Linked DNA regions of Homo sapiens: regions 1, 2 and 4 are each linked to region 3. The links are chromatin loops, found by intact Hi-C in ENCODE. Cell type or tissue: PC-3. All regions are shown on one strand. Links, peaks and the distances in the headings refer to the core of each region. The heading gives the core; the rest is flanking DNA. Region 1 has its middle 150 kb from the start of TPRG1-AS2. Region 2 has its middle 68 kb from the start of TP63. Region 3 has its middle 120 kb from the start of MIR944. Region 4 overlaps TP63 (tumor protein p63).

The links. Hi-C counts contacts between places; a loop is a spot of excess contacts. Peaks named below come from ENCODE experiments on the same cell type or tissue, not always from the same donor. Only the 100,000 strongest peaks of a DNase experiment are listed, where the experiment ranks them.
Region 1: a loop joins it to region 3, with 7 times the contacts of the local background. A loop is called at or near these places in 5 of 110 quality-filtered maps.
Region 2: it touches region 3 in a loop (8-fold over the local background); 5 of 110 quality-filtered maps call a loop at or near these places.
Region 4: it touches region 3 in a loop (8-fold over the local background); 4 of 110 quality-filtered maps call a loop at or near these places.

The regions. Positions count from the first base shown.
Region 1 is chr3:189,389,951-189,395,519 of GRCh38, forward strand. No RefSeq gene overlaps it. Among named protein-coding and RNA genes, the nearest start is that of TPRG1-AS2, 150 kb to the left of the region's middle. RefSeq lists an enhancer at 4,658-4,867. In PC-3, for the core only: no CTCF peak of the experiment used is centred there; a DNase peak (open chromatin) is centred at 3,181; H3K27ac peaks cover 1,935 bases.
Region 2 is chr3:189,560,716-189,566,284 of GRCh38, forward strand. No RefSeq gene overlaps it. Among named protein-coding and RNA genes, the nearest start is that of TP63, 68 kb to the right of the region's middle. In PC-3, for the core only: no CTCF peak of the experiment used is centred there; a DNase peak (open chromatin) is centred at 3,336; H3K4me3 peaks cover 338 bases; H3K27ac peaks cover 1,611 bases.
Region 3 is chr3:189,945,997-189,951,565 of GRCh38, forward strand. No RefSeq gene overlaps it. Among named protein-coding and RNA genes, the nearest start is that of MIR944, 120 kb to the left of the region's middle. In PC-3, for the core only: CTCF peaks have their summits at 2,647 (motif pointing left) and 4,559; a DNase peak (open chromatin) is centred at 2,645; H3K27ac peaks cover 1,000 bases.
Region 4 is chr3:189,713,310-189,718,309 of GRCh38, forward strand. All of the region lies in intron 1 of TP63 (tumor protein p63), which reads left to right. Among named protein-coding and RNA genes, the nearest start is that of TP63, 84 kb to the left of the region's middle. In PC-3, for the core only: no CTCF peak of the experiment used is centred there; DNase peaks (open chromatin) are centred at 1,932 and 2,442; H3K27ac peaks cover 2,882 bases.

The sequences.
Region 1 (5,569 bases), core at 292-5,291, 560 kb before region 3:
ATGTTTTTATCCATGAGATTGAAACAGATACAACAAAAATAATTAGAAATATGCCAGAATCAATGTTTAACCTATTAGATTTAGAATCGGAAAACATAGGTTTCTGCTATTGTTTATTAACTTTGAGGTTTTGGACTTCAGTTTCTTAAGTGAAAAGAGGAGATCATCATAATAATAATAACAATAACAAATTTAATTGAAGGAATGATAACATCAAATGAGTTAATGTACATGAGAGTGTTTTTTAATTAAAAAATTAATAAAAATATTCTCATGTATATTAACTCATTTCTATGTTTAAGAAATAGAAATCCACATTAATTAATTTTTAGTGGTATGATCCAAAATTAATAACAAATGAAAAAGTAAACATTATGAAACCAGTTTCACACATAAAACAGAGGGAATAATTCTCCATCCTTAATTCACAGGCCGTGTGTATTAGTAAAGGATGCGCATTCAAATTTAAAGCTTTGATTTTTCGGGGGGATTTTGTTTTTGCTCTCCGGGATTACCCAAAAGGGAAATTGTCTACCGTGATCATTTGTTTTTAAGTTCTCAACTTATTCCATAGGTTAAACATTTTTGGAGAAAACTCCACATGGCCATCTTTACAGTCTTATGGGCATTGGATTTGGAATCTAAGAGATCTGGGGTCTGTTTACAGGTGTCTCAGTAACTGTGTGGCTTCAGGAAAATCGTTTTAACCCATCTGAGTTGTGCCAAACCCAGAGTTTTTTGAATAATACATTTGAAAATGCTCTGTTGACTGTCAATTTCAATAGCAGCGCAGAGCAGCAGAGTGTCTCTGTCTGGGGTCAGGCAAGTGAGAGATTCTGGTTCTGCACGTGCCTCTCGCTCCCTTTGTGAACCCGAAAAAATCTCAGATCTCTCTGTGTACCTCAGTTACCTTATGTGTAAAATAAAAAGGTTTCACTAATCACCTCTGAGATTCCTTCCAGTATTTACACTGAAGTAATCCATGATTCACATTTAATGATTGTATTTTAAAATGTTTAAGTGGCTAAACATTTTGGGGGAATTGCTAAAGCAGAAGATATATATTTGTTGTTATTGTTAGAGCAGGAAGATAACGTTGGTGAAAGGACAGTAATAGCAGGGACTGCCATGTGTTTTTTAATTATGTTTTTCTCTCCACTATCCCCTTTTCTACTCCTGAGCACCCAGGAGTGTGGTTACAGGAGGCCTCAGGGACTCAGACACAGAAAAGCACCTGCACGCCAACTTTCCCTCACTCTGTTTTTCATTTTCCGCCTCCTGGGTTCAAGCAATTCTCCTGCCTCAGACTCAGGAGAGTAACTGGGACTACAGGCGCCACCACCACGCCCAGCTAATTTTTGTATTTTTAGTAGAGATGGGGTTTCACCATGTTGACCAGGCTGGTCTCAAACTCCTGACCTTAGGTGATCTGCCTCCCAAAGTGTTGGGATTACAGGCGTGAGCCACCACACCTGGCCAGATATCTTTTTATTCCTTAACTTTTCATAGTTTCTAGTCTTTAATGGAACTTCCAAAGTTTTTGGTGCTTGTGTCAGGCAGGCAGGAAGGATCTATGGGACATCAGAGAGGAGAAAAACATAGTCCCACATCTTGGGTGGCATCATGGAAGGGTTTTCTGAAGAAAAGAAATGATAAGAAGACAAAAGACTGCAGGCTGCAAGGTGTCCCTGGGGAATTTGTCCTAGAAAAGATGTTCGGCCCCACAATTTTCAGGTCCCCAGGATCCCATGGTCATGTTCTTCATGGATATTCATCCTCCCTGGTTTCCTGGGCCCTGTCAATCAGGATCTGCAAGTGTCTATCTCCCACTTCGGGAGGGTGAGATTTTTCAAGCATTCCAAATTGAAGCACATTTTCTTATACAAACTTGGTTATATTTGACAGCCAGTTACTGTAATTATTTTTGTAAAGTATTATAGGTACATTATGGGCTGAGTTGCTTTGTGCAGGACAAACTTGGATCCTGAACCAACATATATGCCATGGTTTCCATAAGAAAATGGGACTTCAGTTCCAAACTACTCCTTCTTCTCTAAGTTGAGGAAGCCTTGGAGATAATTTTAAATATTTTCTTCGGAGTTTATAGTATAAAAGGCATTTGAAAAATGAAGATCTGAGCTAATCCTGGTTTGGTGCTTGATATCTCTGGTAGTCTTGGGAGAATGGCTTAATCCCCCTAAGTTTCTGTTTGCTCAGTAGCAAGGTGAAGTGGACCATTTTTACCAGTTAAAAGTGACATGCCAAGCGTCTTGTAATAATCCTTACTTTTGATTCCATTCTCTGGCCATATTGAATTACCCATTTTCCAGAACAACCATGCTTTCTCACACCTCTGACATTATATCCCTTCTGCATCTTTAAAGATTCAGCTCAGACATCACCTCCAGGAAAGCCTTCCTGAACACCACACACATGCACAATACAAACACACCCAATACAGCCTTCTTTGGAGTTTCTACAATGCCTCGTGTTCACCACTGTTACGGCACATATCTCACTGCATAAAATCTGGCTTATTTATTTATTTATTATTATTTTTTGAGACAGAGTCTCCCTCTGTCACCCAGGCTGGAGTGCAATGGCGCAATCTCGGCTCACTGCAACCTCTGTCTCCTGAATTCAAGCAATTCTCCTGCCTCAGCCTCCCGTAAAGCTGGGATTACAGGCGCCCGCCGCCACACCTGGCTAATTTTTGTATTTTGGGTAGAGACGGGGTTTCACCATGTTGGCCAGGCTGGTCTTGAACTCCTGACCTCAGGTGATCCACTCGCCTCAGCCTTCCAAAGTGCTAGGATTACAGGTGTGAGCCACCACGCCTGGCCAAAGCCTGGCTCTTTAGTTGCCATCTCTCATGTTTCACCATAAAATTTTTGAGAATATGGGTCATATTACTTGGTTGTGTAGACTGGAATATTTGTGTAATAAATACCTCTTGCAAAAATGAATAAATGCATGAATAATAAGAAAGCTTTTTCACTCTTTCTGCACTGTCTCCCTGCTAGTTCACTGCTCTGTTTACCTGTGTTAAACATATCCCAAGTTGGCTAAGTAATCAAAGTTGCTCTACGTCCCAGAATCTATTAGCTGGAGCCCTGCAGGATGAGACCATGCTCCTTCCCCCTTACTCAGCCAGTCATGCTGACACAACTTTGGAGGTATGGGGAAGCGCCCAGAGCCCACACCCTTCTTTAAGGCTGTACCTTACCCCTTAGGCATGAAGTGTTCCAAAGTCTGAGTCAGCCATCCCTGTCCATTCACATGCCTGGCTGCAGTCCAATACTCAGATAAGAAACCACCCAGGTGCTTGGCCTCAGAAAGCCAGCAATGAGGTGGTCTTGGCCAATGGAGACCAAATTAAACTAGTGAAGAATAAAGTAGCAAGCAAGCCCTAGATGGGAGTCAGGAAATCTTGCCTGGTTTCTGCATTGATAAAAGCTGTTTAACCTTTGGCAAGTCACTTTTTCTCTGGGCCTACTTTCATCTTCTGGACAGTTAATGGGTTGAGCCAAATGACCTCTAGAGTTTTGTTCAGTTCTCAGGTTCTAGGATCTAAAATCAAAGGCAGGCTAAGCATTTCTCATACCTGAAATGGTAATGATACTTACTTGCCTGTAGCAACCCCATCTTCAGGGGAAGGGGCAGAAGTAACAGCTTAAGTTCACTGACAGTGATGGCTTAAAATGCACACAGGATACTGTCTGAGCCCTCATTTCATTGAGGCTAAGAGCCTAAGAAAGATTAGCCTTGCTGCCTCATAAAGCTTTACGTATTAGCAGAGGGTAATGCTGTACTAGTACAAAGCAAAGGCCATGACCTGGGCTGCACTTATTATTTAAATGAGCAATGTACTACTACACATACATTGTGCAATTGCATCATATCCTTTGCGCAATCTATTCTGCAGAGTCTTCAGCAACCAGGGCGTTTGTGTCCTGTAGACAGGCTAGGATCAAACACCAATTGCTTTGCAATGGATCGATAAGAATAATATTGATAATACCAGTACTTCTACCGAGAGTACCACCTTTTATTTAACATTTAATACATCCAAGACTTGTGCAACACTCATTTTGTTCTTTTAACCACTCTGGTAATGCAATATTTTTATCCCCATAATACAAATGAAGACAGTGAAGTTAACTTTAATATAATTAAGACAAAGTATATAAACTGGCTAAGAAAGCTTGGATGACAATTTTAATCTCTCACATTTGTATAGCATTTTAAGCTTACAAAATATATCTTAAAATATAATTCTATTTAGTTTTTACTATGATGTAGCAGCTGAGTAATGACTGTTTCCAATTTAAGAAATAAAAATTTGAGATGAGGGGAGATGGAAAAATGGTAGTTCAGATCCCTTGATCTTCAGTCCTGGGCCTTCCCAGTAACCCAGCAATCTGTGCTGAGACTCCTCACAGGTAAAGTGTGGCCCAGGTATAAGAAGCTTTCTGAAAAACAGTGCCTTCAAGTCAAACAAAGCCTATACAGCTGAATTCTGGAGCTTGGTTGAAATTGTGGATGAAGCAGAAGATAGGTTGGGGTATGAACAAATGTAGAGAAAGAAGGAAGGGCAAAGATCACATTTTAATAATGTTCTGTACTGTACGTGAATAATGCCAACAGTACACTGTCACATTTGTGTTTAGCTCATTTTCAGCAACAGAGCAAGATCCCAGAGTGTAGCAAGAAGAGAGACCGTTTTGGGTGGAGATATTTCTGTTTCCGCAGGGGCTTTTATGCTCATTCAACTTGAAACTTCTAAAATAACTCATTATGTGTGGAATAGCAGGTGTTCACATTAAACATATTTGCTTGACCTCACTTAATCTATTATATAGTAAATGTTCCTCTTCTTCTCGTTTACCCAATCTTGGGTCATTAGTCAGACAGAATTAATTATTCACAATGTTTAGAAAGAAATTACATATCTGAGTCTTCACGGCAAGGAAAATTGACATATCAGGCTCCGAGTCAAACTAGGATTGTCAGAGTTGACAGTGGTCATTCTGTTACTTGGGGAAAGTCAACGTTTAGAAAATTCAGAGTTGCTCTTATTTTGTTAAAGCGTAATTCACAAAGGAAGTGTAGATAAAACTTTCATTATGAAGCTTCAGTTCCACTTCTCTTATGCTTTGGTATCCCTTAATTTAATTATATCATTCTGCAATTTCAAGGATGATCAAATTAAAGTTATCCTTTAGCAAGACTTTTTGTTCATCAAGCTGCCTCTGCCAAAAATTTCTCAGTGAGCCTCAACTCTCTTCTTCATCAGCCTCTGCACCTCCAAATGTTTGCTAATTTCTATCGATTCTGCCTCTTCAATATCCTTAAATTGTCTTTTTAATCTCAATTTTATGCCCTTAGATTTGGCCCACATCATTTTTTTTCTGTGAAAGGTTGCAATAGCATTTTAATTGTCATCCTGACCCTAACATGGGCTGGATTAGTGATGCAGTACCAATAAATTACCCCAATGTATAAAACCTTCCATGGTTCTGTAACCTCAGGATAAAATTCCAAATCCTGGACATTTTGCCTCCTGAGC
Region 2 (5,569 bases), core at 328-5,327, 390 kb before region 3:
AATTCAGCAGGAGAAGGAAATAAAAGGTATTCAATTAGGAAAAGAGGAAGTCAAATTGTCCCTGTTTGCAGATGACATGATTGCATAGCTAGAAAACCCCATCATCTCAGTCCAAAGTCTCCTTATGCTGATAAGCAACTTCAGCAAAGTCTCAGGATACAAAATAAATGTGCAAAAATCACAAGCATTCTTATACACCAATAACAGACAAACAGAGAGCCAAATCATGAGTGAACTCCCATTCACAATTGCTTCAAAGAGAATAAAATACCTAGGAATCCAACTTACAAGGGATGTGAAGGACCTCTTCAAGGAGAACTACAAACCACTGCTCAACTAAATAAAAGAGGACACAAACAAATGGAAGAACATTCGATGCTCATGGATAGGAAGAATCAATATCGTGAAAATGGCCATACTGCCCAAGGTAATTTATAGATTCAATGCCATCTGCATCAAGCTACCAATGACTTTCTTCACAGAATTGGAAAAAACTACTTTGAAGTTCATATGGAACCAAAAAACAAATTGTACACTTTAAACATGTGCAGTTTATTGTATGTAAATGATGCCTCAATAAAGTTATTTAAAGTTATGAGTTTCTGTTCATGGAAATACATATTTCCTTTTTAAAGTCAAATTCTCGGGGAAGGGTCCTAAGCTTCATTTGCTGTTGGATAGCAGGGAAAGCAAGCTCATTACAGGCTATCATGGGTATTTCCTGGGAATGATTATGCAATCCATAAATCTGAGCTCACTTCCTCATGGGGTCTTGCTCCACAGTCCTACTCTCTTTTTCAGGAGGTCACCTCTTGATGTCTCTAAATTAGCAACTTTAGGGAGCTATTGCATACACTCTATTACTGAACTCCAAGCTCGATCACAGAATCTTCCCTCAGTTCTCTTTAGTAACAATGTAACTTTTCTGAAGGCTTCAGGACTAACAAAGTTGGAGAAAAAATTGTTTTACATTAATTGTGAAACAAAAATCTTGAAATTGAACATGGAGTTTCCATGTGTGGGATGCTGCAACTGACGTCTATGGCCTATAAAAGCCAATTATTAGATATTCAGCAATCTTTCAAGCTAGTGGTCAAGCATAGCTGTTATTAAAAATTAAAGTACATACATTTAGAACTAAATGATATTAAAATCAGAGACAATGGATATTCTAAACTCATCACTTCTTACATCCACTATGATCTATGCTCTTGGGGTTTGCATCTCTTACAAACTCACATTCCATGACAGCAGGTTGGCATCTTGAAATCAGCCATTGTGGGAATATTTACACCGCAGAAATGAGCTAATAGTACAAATAGAGGCTTAATTTATTGCTTTGTTGACGAGGAAGTGATGGAGAAAGTGTTTATAATGCAGATTAAAACTGCATTGTGTCTCTGGTCATTGTATTGTGAATAGCACCAAAAATTGAGAAACTATTATTTCAGTATTTGAAAACTATTATTTGATTCAATGCCTAAGTGGCTTGGGTAATTGACAAACCAAAGTTCTGAGGAATATTTTTGTTGTTTCACTTTTGTCTTACTCACTAAACAATACCAATCAATATTCATACTGGAGTTATATTCACCCATCAGTTGCAACCACAGGTTGGCTATACAAGAGTTTAACAAAAACTGATAACAGAATTCTATTGTATATTCTGTTATTATTTATAATTTTGTGCTATGTAAACATTATGTCAATAAAATTTATAATAAGCTTATATACATAAAAATATGCATCCATTTTTCACAAAAAAGCCAGCAGCTAAACATTTAGAAGTATACTATTAGGCTGCTTTCACAGTTTATAAGCCCAGATGCTATGCAGAGATTTTCTTCTTGAGTATTTTTGTCTTGGCAACTTCCTGTCACTTGGTTGCACTTACCAGTTTACTTCCCTGTAATAGGACTTGCTTGGCCCTGAACTGTAAACAGTGAAGAATATTTTAGTCGCATTTCCATAGCTAGTCACTACCTAGGAGAGTCTCTTCAAATAAGGCAATACCTGACTTTGAAAATGGTGGTTTTTCTAGCTTTAGTTTTTCAGTTGCAGCAGGAACTCTGTTACCTAAGTTAAAATACCAAAGGCAGAAACTATGTGAATAAAATTGATAGATTTGCCACGTTAAAAAGCGGTGCTTCTATAGTACGGAAAACATCATTAACGAAGTTTAAAAACTAAAGATTAATAGGAAAACATGTTCAATAACTATTTCAAAGGATTGTTGGCTTTAAAGTATAATTTTTACACTTCTGTAAGAAAACAATAATACCATGAAGAATAAACAGGCCAAAGTCATGAACAGAAATTTCACAAGGAAATTCAAATGGCAAAAAAAAATACAATAATAACCTCACCAGTAATCAAAACAATTAAAATTAAAATAAGATACATTCACTTTTAAATTTAAAGATTTTTAAATGATTATCTGGGAGAATGTATTGTGGGGAAATACAGGGACTCTCAAATAATTCGATAGGAGTGAACTTGCACCCACTTTCTGGAGGACTTTTTGGCAGGACCCTTCTTGTCTCTTGACCTCACAGTTCTACTTTAATAATTCATTTAAAGGTAATATTTAAATACATGTGGAAAGATGTAGCTAAAAAAATATTTATCACAGCTTTGTTTATAATAAATTTTTAAAAATAACTTACATGTCTAATAAGAATGAATCAGTTATTTACACAGATACAGAATCCTAAGCAACTGTAACAATTATTTAATGAAATATTATTAACTGTCATGGAATGACTTTAATGATATATAATTGTGGAATGAAAACAGCAGATGTAAAACTATGTATAACATGATCTCACACTTGATATAAATATGATTTTATATATACAATTATTTGTGTATATGTTACATACATACATATACACATAATGCATAAGATCTTAAAGGATATACACCAAAATGTTAATTGAGCTTTTGTTTCAGGTGGTTTTATTTTCTTCTTCGATTCTTTTCTTATTTGTATTTAATTGTTCTACATTGAGCATACGTTACTCGTACAATAGAATTTAAAAACCCATCCCTACACTATCTCAGCACTTTATGAGTTTCATAATCAGGTGATTCAAGGACTTGTTAGTACTCAGATTCTTGGGAATTGCAGCTGTCCTGCCTAGAGATGCAATTGGACGTAGCTCAGCAGGATAAGTACAACCTACAAGGGCACTCCTGGAAGGAGGAGAATTCCCTGTGTTTGCATTTTTTTCTGGCTACACAAATGCTGTGCTGACTTAACAGCCCACAGGTGGCTGTTCTCTTCTGCCTCGGTGTGGAAATGGAAAGAGAGACTGACTAATTTTACTGAATCATTTTACTAGTTATGTGACTGTGGGTTTGGTTACCCACAGGCATTTCTGCTGCAATTGGTTAGCCTGGGGGAAGTTTTATTTTAACATGTTCACAGAGGCTTTTCCTGTCCAAGTGAATGGTTGTGAATGACAGCGAGGGAGACTACACCCTCTCACGTATATCCATATACAAGGATTGGGACAGCCTGACCTTCTGGGATTATATCCTTTTTTTGGCATCTCTGGGTAAAAGGCCTTAGGCTTCTAACTTCAATGTTGGAATTTTGACTACAGGGCAATGTCTCATATTTCAAGCATCTCTGTAGCCTACCCTTTACAACTATCCTGAAGAGACCTCTATCCATCTGCCACAAAAAAGACCTAACACCGAGGTTGCTTCTGGAGTTAAGAGCCTGGAGTTTGCTGCCTAAGACTATGGGAAGGCTACTTCCGCACTTAAATGTGAAGTGACCCTTGGTAGGATCTGTGTTCAGTATCCCCATCATTTCTTCAGTTGAATCTATTGACAAAGGCATCATTAAAAGCAATCAACTTACATTTCATTTTGATGACCTTGTAAACAAAAAATAAAATCCTAAGCCCCCACCATCTGAACAGGCCCCCTCTTGGCCAAGGGATTCCAGAAAAACCTAAAAACTGAGTTTCCAGCCATGACCCATGATGGGACAGGAGGTCAAACATACTCTGTTAACCCCTCTCCTTTTTGCAGTTTAGACATAACTGACCAGCATTAATGTTAAAATAGAGACCACAAGACTGACAGAACAGACTCTTTATGACAATAGACTATCAAATTATAAACAGGACCTAAGGCCATGCCATGCAAGAGTTAAGTCACATGCCTGCACTAAAGAATAAACTGTGTTCTAACCATGCCACAAGGCTTTTCTTTAGCATCTAAACAAGCACTGGTCTTGAAAGAAGCAATATTAAGACAATTTTCAGCTCACCACCATACACTCACTGACCTCACTGTTTTACCTGCCATAATTATAGCTTTGATTGGACAAGTGACTGATTTCAGTAACTTTCTTCTGATAAGAAGACCACTGACCATGGACTGGCTCTGGTTGGTTTACAGAGGCTGTGCACTGACTGGAATTCCTTGTGTCCTGAAAAGACCTTTAGATGGATAGGGACTAATTATAATACATTTAAATATTGTCCCTACTCCAAGGTGAACTTTCTTCTTTCTTTCTTTCTTTCTCTTTCTTTCTCTTTTCTTTCTTTCTTTCTTTTTCTGTCTTTCTCTCTTTCTTCTTTCTCTCCCTCCCTCCCTCCCTCCTTCCTTTCTTCCTTCCTTCCTTCCTTCCTTCTTTCTTTCTCTTTCTTTCTTTGTTCTATATATGAACGTGGGTCATATGTAACATGCATGTTTGTTCAATACACATGCGTCCGGACCACCTTCATGAATATTCACCTCCTCTCGTAACCTGTTGAATATGTATGTTTAGCCAATGCACTCAGCATAAAGCTCCTACCCAATCTCGTTTGAAGGGCCTGTGCTTCTCAGCCTGCAGGATGACCACTTTGAAGGATGTAACCTTTTTATTAAAAAATAAAGTTTCCTATTCTAAATTTATAATTTTATAATTTTTTTTCAAAGTTAGCAACCTATACTGGACTTCAAAAATATGCCAAGAGCGGTGCTAGATGCTGAGAATAGAAAAATAAGTTAGACAAAGCCCTGAACTCTAGTGATATACAGTCCACAAGAGAATTTGCATGAAAAAATATGGCTTGTCCATAAAGTCTGGAAACATAAGCATATATGCCTAATAATATATGCATGTCAAGAATGTCGCCAATATATAAAACTGATAAGGTAATATCATGTATGTCCCCAGACTTTATAGATAGCCTGTTGAACATAAAATAATAAGTAATATGGTGACTATAGTCAGATCTTAGATTCCAGTGAATAATTAATTCTTCCAGGTAAAGGTAGTTTTAAAGAGGAACAGACCCTCATCCTGTTTGAGGATAGAGGTCACAAGAACTTCTCAAGAAGTGAAGATGCAGTGTATTGTTTTCTGGGATTGGCTGGGGTACTGAAAACTAAACAAAGAGATAGTGGCAAAAGTTTTCTTCCATTCATGACCATTCTTTCAGCAGCCAGATGTTTGACAACCATCATATTGATACTGGTAGAAACACATATTCAGAGAGTGGGCAGGGCAGTTAACAGGGGTGGTAGCTTGTCATTTTGTCATATCAGAGATGTGGCTGCTTGA
Region 3 (5,569 bases), core at 273-5,272:
CTGCAGGAGTTCAGTTGTAGAGAGAGGTCATGGCGGACCTCCCCAGGAAGGTGATCTTTGATCTCAACTAGATAGACATGGGGAATGAGCCACGTAGACACCTGAGGGAAGAATGGCTCAGGCATAAACAACAGTAAATGCAAAGCCCTGAGGCTGGAGCATGCTAGGCAACAGGCATGTTCTAGGAAGAGTAAGGAGGCCAGTGCCACTGCAGCCAACTAAGCAAGGGGAGAGTATATAGGATATAAGAACAGAGAGGTAGCTGCCTCAGGTCTTGGTGGCTGTTCTAATGACTTAGCCAATGAGATGCAAAACCAATGAAAGATGTTTGAGCAGAGGAATGACATAAGCTAATTTATGTTTAAAAGGATACCGCTGGCTTTTTGGTTGAGAATACACCGAAAGAGGACAAGAGTGGAAGCAAAAAGAAAAGTTAGGAGGACACTGCAGTAATTCAGCAGAGAGATAGATGATGGTGGCTTAGACGAAGATGGTGAGAGTGGTGATGGCACAAAGTCCACTACCATGGACAGCAGAAGACATGAATATAAACTCAATAATGAGGGGTGTGAGAAGGGTAAGGAAGGGTGGGTCTGGACTACTCTGCAGAGAGACCGAACTTAGCCTAGGAGTACATGGCATCAGAGAAGGCTTCCTAGAGGAAGAAATATTCCAGACCTAAGCCACAACATGATGTAGAGTGACCAACTGTCCAAGTTTGGTTTTCAGACCCCTCGGTCCCAGGGAAAGTGGGATGGGTGACCACCCACGGTCGGAGTTTCCTGGTGAAACCAGAGTGGTGGTGGGAGGACAGTGTTTTCAGCAGAGAGAATTGAATGTAAACATCTGAGAGACAAGAGAGGGCCATGCTACAGGGTAGGGAATAAAGAGGAGGAAAGTGGCAGCATGCAGGGTTGAGGAGGTAGGCAAGGGCACCAGCGTACGGCGAGGAAGCCAGAAGATCGCTGGGATTTGTTTCTACATCATTGGAAGGGTTTTAAGCAAGGAGTGTTAGCACTAACAACTCAGTGTTACCTGTCACCTCTGTTAATTTACCTGTAGAAGAGCTATTACAAGTAATTTATAAGTTTTCAGGTAAAGAAAAAGATGACAAGCAAGAAATCACTAAACAGAGTAGGAAATACATTTATACGAAAACATTCCAGCTAAGTGTTCAGTTGCTACTTGGGAGTCCTTCTGTGTAATAAGGTCAAATTCCCTATGAAACTAGTTGATGTTTTCCCTCGTTTCTCTGCTTGCATCACTGACATCATTATTTTCTTAGGCTCAACAGCTCAGAGACATAATTTTTATCTTTTCTTCTTGGTGACTCTGACAGCCTCCAAGTTCTGATTTGTTTTTCCTTCAGGATGTCTCTGCTTAGTCCTTTACCCGCAAGTTCCACGGCTGCCAGCCTGCCTCAGGCTTCCTCACATGTGCCTTGGCAGTGGTGGACTAAGCTAGGCAATCAGTAGGATTGGATACCCCTGGGTGCAGGCAATGACGAGGTGTTGTCTTTAGAGGTCTAAAACCAATACAAAACCAATTCGAAATTAGCCTGCCTTGTATTATTTCTATGTGCCAGCAACTATAGACAATGACAAAGATAAAATCTCCTTCCCACTGGGGCAGACTACTCCCAAATTCCCTCCCACTCAACTCTTGATTAGTGTAACATTTGCTTTATTGGTATCCCTGACAATTGACCTTTTTTCCTCCAATCCTTCTCAGGCTGACTTTGTTAATCTAACAACTACAATCTATAACCACCTGTGTCGAGCTCTCCCAAACTTCAGAATCCTCCCTGAGGTTTACAGGATCAAGCCCCAATGCCTCAGTTTAGCTTTCGATCAAGCCCTCGGTAACCTGTAGGTAGCCTAACAGCTGTGACTTTTCCTTTTAATTTCACATCCCAAACCCTCTTTTCCAGAGGAGTCTATGTTACAAATTTATGGTTTCCTGCTGCAGTAGCAGGGAGGAAAACCAGTTTTGGATCCCAGCAGTACTAGTGACTGTGTGAGCTTAAGCTAGTCACTTTCCCTCTAAAAGCCTTGATTTTCTCATAGTAAAATTAGGATAATAATACCTATAGAGCTGAAGTCACAGGATTACAGCAAGGGCAAAATGACATCATGGTTGTGAAAGCAGCTACCCGTGTGAGCCACGATGACTATTATAAGCAGTAGAGGTAAGTAATACTTGTCAGGGTAGTGGTTGTCAACAATTAGTGTTGATATTCATGGCAATGCATGACTTACTGATTTTTTTAATGTTGTCTATTTTATCTTTTATATATTTTATCTTTACCACTCCATATCATACTCGTCATTTAAGAAACAACTCTAGACTAACTTCCTGCCAAATACTTCCTGGGTCACACTAGCCTACCGAACTGAACTCTGCTGTCCTCAAAAACCTCCAAAACATATACCCTTTGCATTCAGGCATGTACCACATGTATCATTTCATATCATGTTCCCACCTGGACTATAAATGCAACATCTCATGCTTGTTTAGCATTTCTCTAAATGCTGAGAACATAGTAGATGTTAAATCAAGACTTGCTAAAATGAACGAATGAATGAATGCATAGAGGCATCTTTCTTTTTTATTTTTAACCCCTCACAGCAAAATATGCTAATAGTGCCCTCTGCTGCTGACTAACGATTCTGTTTTTTACACAGTTGAAAAGCAAGTGACAGAAAGCTCAGTAAAAGGAAATAGGTAAAAATTGTGTCTTTCAAGGTGCTTGGCACAAACAAAGTAGCTGTAATGTCACAGTGCAGACAGAAAGCTAGGCTGTCAGAAGGACCAAATGAGGTGGCTGCAGACAAGACAAGCCTCTCTTTTCTGGACTGCTGATTGACAACCAGCTTGGAGTTCAAACACTCTCAATTTTGTAATTTTGTAACAAGTTTCTCTTCTCCTGTGCCCCTGCCCTAGCAATAAGTGTGTTATATATGATCAGACTATTTCTAAATGTAACTGTATGAAAATTAACCTTGAAGGTTCTGAGGTTGATCAAGGGATAATGCACTAAAAAAAAAAAAGTCATGAGAGCAGGTGAAATATTGCCAGAGAATTCACAGTCCTATTCATTTTCCTTCATTTTAGGTGTTCTGATATAGTCACAAGTCATTGTCTTTTAATGATTACCTGCTATGTGTTCGGCTCTCTTTTTATAATCTCAATTAATCTTTCTTCTTTTCTTTCTTACTCTTTTTCTTTCTTTCTTTTTCTTTCTTCTTTCTCTTTCTTCTTTGTTTCTCCTTTCTTTCTTTCCTTTCTCCTTCCTTCCTTCCTTCCTTCCTTCTTTCCCTCTTCCCTTCTCTTCCCCTTCCCTCCCCTCCCCTCCCCCACTCCCTGCCCCTCTCCTCCCGTCCCCTCCCCTTCCCTTCCTGACAGTATCTCCATATGTTGCCGAGCCTGGTCTCAAACTCCTGGCCTCAAGTGATCCTCCAGCCTTGGCCTCCTAAAGTGCTCAGATTACAGGCATGAGCCATCATGCCTGGCCAATGAAATCTCTAGATAACTTATGAAATAGATATTACCAGCCTTTTCTTTATAGATAAAGACACTGAACAGATGTGCGTTAAAGGCCAGTAAAAGGCAGAAAGGGCTGCAAGTCCATGGTAACACAGTCTGCACTCTTCTCTGCAATTCCATAGCTTCTCAGTGTGGTCTGCCGCTCTAGGAGTCAGAGGAGCTGGTTTTGAGTCCATATTTCTACCACTAACATTTCAGTAAAGTTGAGTAACTCACATTTCTCCACCTCTAAAATAAAGGGCATAAGGTCAGGTGCTTTCTAAGGTCCCTTCCAACTTGGAGTCAGTTGTTTGCAGTGTCGTTCACTTGCTAAGCTATAAATACAAAGCACAATTGTGGCTATGATTCTTCCTTGGGGTCCCTACCATGGACTTGATCTTCCCTGTTTAGCCTGCTCTGATGAGTTAAACGTTGACCTCAGATCAATAATGAAAAGCCCTCTGTGCTGACGTTGATGGTCATTCAAATATCATTCTATTTAATTTGTAAATCCTTCTACACATAAATGACATGTTTTGACCACAGAGTTCAAGGCATGATAGTTTATTTCATGCTGATTCTGAAGGTAGGGCAGTTTTCAGTTTTGGCACGCCAATTTGTCACATTTGACATTTTTGACAATCAGCCTTTAGCTGGTAAGTGGCTTGGTGGGCAACGTGTCCCTAGTTAATAGGCACACCCCGATAGCTCACAGTCTCCGGGGACAGCCATCTCTGCAGCATGCCTAGCCTTTGAAGCGGCTCACGCGTTCTTCAAAGCAAACTTTCTGGTACAGGGAGCAACATCTGATGTACTTTTATTACCCTTAGAGACAAAAAAAACATCACTCAGAAGCCAAACGTCTGCAAGGAAAAATCTGTACCCTGTGCTTAGCCCTGCGGCCTGGAAGTTCAGAGAAGGCTGAAAGTGCTCCCTGTGAGGAAACCAGGGCATGTTTAGACAGAGCTTTAATCATGTCTAACCAACTCAGAGCAGTGGCAGCAGCCATCTTGCTGAAGATGTCGCCTCCTTCTGGATTTGCACTGGAGTGTGGGGGAGTGGGTGAGATCTAGTGTCAGATAAGCTCATAATAATTCCTACTGCTTCCTAGTTATTCAAAACATCAAAACTGCAAAATCTTCTTAGAGAGTTCAGCAACTTTTTTTTAACTCGAGGAACTGACATCTACTGACTTTGACTTCTGTCAAATTATTTATCTATTCTGGTGTTTTATTTTTTCCACTATATGAGAATAATCATCACATCTATTGGGATGTCGTGAAAAACTTAGTGAACCCAATGCTAAACGATGAAGTGGACTACTTTCCCAGAAATCTTTACTCTGTCTAGGCAAGGGAGCTTCAACAATACCGCCCATGCCTGTTCTTTACTTAATACTAAGTAGCTAAAGTTAGAATAAATTGCAGATTAAGACCACTGAGAATCCAGCTGTCCTAAAAGATGTTTACACCTTTATCTGGGATGCTGAAGGGTTGAAAATCTCCAAGTAGTCTTTATTTAATTAACCAATGTTAACTTCAAAGAAATATAATTCTGGTTCATATTACCTTGTGAAAAAAAAGTCCTGAAATTCTGAACTTGAAATATAATAAAAATTCTAGCATCTATTCAGTAAATGTTGCTAAACACTGGACTATCGTGATAGACCAGAATATTACTCCAGTGACCGGAAGCCTTGAAGTCAGCTTCTGAGCCTCAGGGACTCTATAATTTATTCTAAATCTAAGTAGTCTGATTGCCTAAGACCTTCAAAGGCATTTGCAAAGTTTAACACACCAAAAAACAGGTACAGAGAACAAAAAGGGTGATTGGATGCTTGTTGCTTTATGTCCTATTTGACCCTTTGGTTTTAAATGAGGTAAATTGCTCCAATTAACTCCTGTTGGAGATGGTTTTCTTTCAATGATTCCTTCTGTTCCTTGTTTGACATTGGAAAAGATGTCATTAGTAAAGCATTACATGGCTTTCGGGTTTTATTAAAAGACTGACTGAGTTTACCAAATGCTAGGCTTTTCAGACAACA
Region 4 (5,000 bases), core at 1-5,000, 230 kb before region 3:
GGCCAATTATCAGAGCTTGAGTAAACAATCTACACATGAGCATCTGGTTTTGAGCTGACAGACAACTAGCCTTTGATACCATCCTCTGGTCCTTGAGTTTTTGGATAAATACTTCATTTTCCTGAGCTGAGTTCTTTTCATTTGAAACGAGTTCATCTTATTCCAAACGTTTAGGGGGTAATCTCAAATGTACTTCATCTCCAATGAACTGATCCAGTTTTAACTTCAGAAAGTCAAGCTTCACATCTCCCAAATTTATTTGATTTTTGAATTTTGAAAAGATTAGAGACTGAAGCCTGCATAAAATAACAAAAGTAATTCAAAAAAGTGTTATATATACCATAGTTGAACAATTAAATTACAAGTTCAAGTCTAATCCAACTTTTTAACTTATAACATTATATTAGGTGTATATTCTGTGAATAACTTTATATCCCTCTTCATAATTATAATTGATGCTTTTATAAATTTTATAATTGATGCTTTTATAACTTTTATAATTGAATATTATTTCAATAAATAAGTCCATAATAATATAATAAAATAAGTAGCAAATCAATTTCTAAGTCTGAGAGGCTTTACAAATCACTAATTAGAAAATATATGATCAAGTGAAAAATTTTTTGTTCAGTATGGAAAGAGTGATTAAAACCTGGTCTTCATTCTCTCCAAAGTACGGTTTTAATAGTTTCTGTTGATCCTTAACACATCTGAAACCTAAAAGCAATTTAGACAAAGTTGGATTTTCCAACTCTTCATTTTATATGTGGTATTCACAGATCCTCAGTGCCAAATGATTATCTGTAGATGAATTAAAGACACCCCGTAAGTGGAATTGTGTGTATGTGTATGTATGTGTGTGTGATGCAAAGCGTCACAGGACCCTCATAAGGTGGACTTTGGGAAAGGTACTATTAAACCTCTAAGAGTTCTGCCTTCAAGTTCTATTATTCTCTGCCATGACTTTTGGGAAAGTGATCATGTTCCCGGTGTTCTGAAAGTTTAAAGAGACGTATGCAAAGAGATGAGGTTTTAGCAATCGCTCCAGAAATTATCCCATCACATAGTGTAGGCTCATTGCCTAAGAACAGAATATAACCGAGAATAATACAGAAATATCAATATCCAAGGACAAGTACCGAAAAACAAATCTTGTTTTGACAGAGGTCTGTTAAAGTGTATGTTCGTACACCAATTATGCGGAAATTTTGAGAAGTTTCTTTTCTGTCCATCCTAGTAATGTTTGAGTGACTTGGTTGTGACTTAGAGGCCTCCTTTTCAAGACTGTATCTCTCACTGATGTACACCACAGTTTCTGATAGGTTTTCCTTGGCTGGAGATTATCCTTACATCTTTCCAAAATTCTCTCAAATATGAGAGGCCTGGTTTCTCAGGAGGGAGTATTGAAGAAGGGCATACATAAATGACAAAGAGTTAATTCAGCTTGCTTCTCAGAGTTAGAGTCATTGAACGTAAACACACACAGACATACATGTACACATTCATATAAAAAGCATCTCTTTTTTTTAAAGTGCTGTCTAAAAAGCAAAATAGAACAAAAATCCAAGAACTCAAAAATTCTACACAACCAGAGAAGCACTGGGAGAGAAACAGTACTGTACGTTCAGCAAACTGTTTTATTTTCCTCTTGCACGTAGTTAGCTATATTTTTCCAACCTCCCTTAAAGTTAGGCATGGGCATGTGACTTGGTTCTAACTAGTGCAATACAGGCAGGGTGCTTCATGCTGCTTCCAGATGTGGCCCTAAAATTACCATCTGACCCTTCACTTGCCCTCGTTTCCTCCCTTTCTCCTCCCTTCTCCTCTCCTCTCTTTATCATAGGCTGAATAGAGAGGACCCAGAAGAAATCTTTGAGGCCCTAGAGGACTGCTAAGCCACTAGATGGAAGGATTCTAGACCTCTTAGTCACCCTGAGTAGGAAAGTCACACAAGAGAGCTGCCAGAAGGGAAATATCTGTGTAAGATTTTGTGTGAGAAGGCTGATTATAGCATTTGTTTTGAAATTACGGCATTTGTTTTTTCCTGTGGTTATCTTTTAATCTAAAACAGGAAGCATTGAGGGTATGTTCTGATCACTTAGAAGAAGATAAGGTATAACATCCAGATTTGATCTCTCTAAGAATGTGCTACCTTTGCTATTCTAGGGAATATTCCTTGATATAAACATTAAGACCTATTAGGTATATACATTTCAGCAAAAGATGATTGTAATTACAAACTGACATTGATGGTAAATTACTCTATACCCTTAATAAGGTCACGGGTTGTGAGTCTGAAACCGTCTCTCTGGTGGTTTGGGACATAGCCACCATGGTATGTAAATCTGATGCTAAAAATTGGAGCAGCTAGCCATGTGAAGAATTTGGATACTGTACATAAACCACAATGAATCTTATTGTGGAATAGTAAAGATTTATCACTGTATAAATTTCTGTGCACTGATTTGGTCTGTTTGTTTTTCTTTTGTTAGAAAAATCAAGAGACCATGAAATTGTTTGAGAAATAATTCTAAGTCTACGTGAGCACTGAGGCTTCAGGAACTGAACCATGCTCTTCTGTGCCCATCCCTTAGCTCATTATTCTCAGAGGGATGTGGATTTCACTTTCAACCACTTTAGCTTAGATAGTGATAACAATTACCTACCATTTATTCAGTACTCACTACGTACTATACTAAAAACTATATACATCTCATTTACTCATACAGCGATATAGCACATTAAATATTTTTATTCCTGTTCCACATATGAGGAAACTGAGGCTTAGAAAGTTTAAGCAACTTGGTTCAAGTCAAACATCTGTAATGTGGCAAAACCACATTTCTAAAAGTCATGTTCCTAATCAGTGCTCAATGCATCCGTTACTGACCTTTGTATTCTTTATCTGTAATTGTATTAGATACCTCCCTTTTATGTATAATGTCCAATTTTATAAAATATATTTTTATTTACTCTTGAGTGAGATCAAACCCCAGGGGATAGCATATTTGTTCAGGGCCATTTTGTTTTAATGATTTTACACCATAAAATTTGTTTAGATTCTTAGTCACTGGACTTTGTGGAAAGAATGTCATAATTTCTGTGCTGAATTTAATTTTAAAAAGCCCTGGAAATGCTACTTCCATGATCCCTTCCCTTTTAAAGAGAGAGAATTTGCCAATCATCTTTCTCACTCAGTCCCAACATTGGAATGGTGTCATTAGGAAAGGAAATTTTCAGCTTTCACATCAGTAAACACAGTGGAGATGCAAGAAATCCATAGTTCTTACTCGGAAAGGACTGCGGAATTTTATGATATTCTGAATTTTATAGCCCAACATTTTTAAAGGAACCAAAATAAACAAACAGTTCCTCAGTTGCATTCTTTTTCCCCTTTGGCACTAGTCTATCTTATCTGAAATTTTTTCAGTTCATCTACTTCATGATAAGCACTTTTCTTCTCCTAGGAAGAGCTATCAGAATCTCTTAGTATCTTTTTTTTTTTTAGATGGAGTCTTGCTCTGTCTCACCCAGGCTGTAGTGCAGTGGCGCAATCTCGGCTCATTGCAGCCTCCACCTCTCAGCTTCAAGTGATTCTCCTGTCTCAGCCTCCCAAGTAGCTGGGACTACAGGCGATTGCCACCGCACCCAGCTAATTTTGTATTTTCAGTAGAGACTGGGTTTCACCATGTTGACCAGGCTGGTCTAGAACTCCCAACCTCAGGTGATCTGCCCGCCTTGGGCTCCCAAAGTGCTGGGATTACAGGAGTGAGTCACTGCACCCAGCCTCTTAGTAACTTTCTATCTAATTCACACTATCAATTGCAACAACTGAAATATCAACATACACGTATACGAACTAAACAAATATGTACACACACACACACACAGTGTTTGCTGTCCTAAAGCTGCTCCCATGTTTCAACATCTCTGAAATTAAAGAGTTATTATCACTATTTAATAACCTTTCCAACATGCAAACACATGCTTCATCTGGATCAATCACAGATAATTTCATAATAAATAATGTACTAAATATCATCTTCCACACTGATCAAGAGACCAGCTTGAGAGAGTGTGTCATGTAACTTTTGACAAACACAATAACTTTGAATAATAATTTGCTTATTAGCTAAGATTTGGGAAGCTGACTGCTTCCAGAAGCATCTGGATGGGATAAGAAATGAGAACAGCTATACTGTTTTCATATAGCTATACTGAATTTGAATTTCTTTAAACTCAATACACTAAAAATATGACCTCACAAGCCTGTAGGTCACAGATAAAATCTGAAATTAGGATTGTAGACATCCTGATTAAATGAAGTTGGTCTCATTAACCAAAAGTAATCATGCTTGTTCAGTCCCTAAGCTGCTTAATGCTTCTGCAAAATCTGGGAATTAGGCTTGAGGATATCTCTTCTGTGCTGCATAAGCCCTTTCCTTTAAAGCAGTTTTCTTTGTGTTCTTTTTTTCTTTTAGCTTGAAATTGGACCCAGCCTCCAAAAGTCAGTCTTTACCCTGAGCTTAGAAAGGGAAGACATAGAGTTAGTAGTAACAGGAAACATATTAAATGCAAGGGATAGAATTAAAGAATGTGTTAATGTGGAAAAATGAGAAACCTTGCTATATAATCCACTATTTCTGTCAGACTCCAAGAATCTAAAATGGAAAATTATTCAAGAAAGATAACAACATAAGAGAATGCGCTGATGGAGGAAGGTCTATATTGGAAAAACAAAAACAAATGCCAATCTTTACAGAGGGTAACCTACAAGGATATATCACAAGCATCTACAAGTGATGGATTTTGATTCCCAAGTGTGTGGAGAAAACTCCTAGGGACAACTTTGCAGTGACCAGAAAGCCATGATTGAATAAGGGGACACATGTTCCTGGGATAGGAGTGATCTTGTGTTTATTTTGGAAAGAATTATTTAAAGGGAAAAATAAACCTGATGTATTAGTTTGTTTTCACAGTGCTATAAAGGACTACCTGAG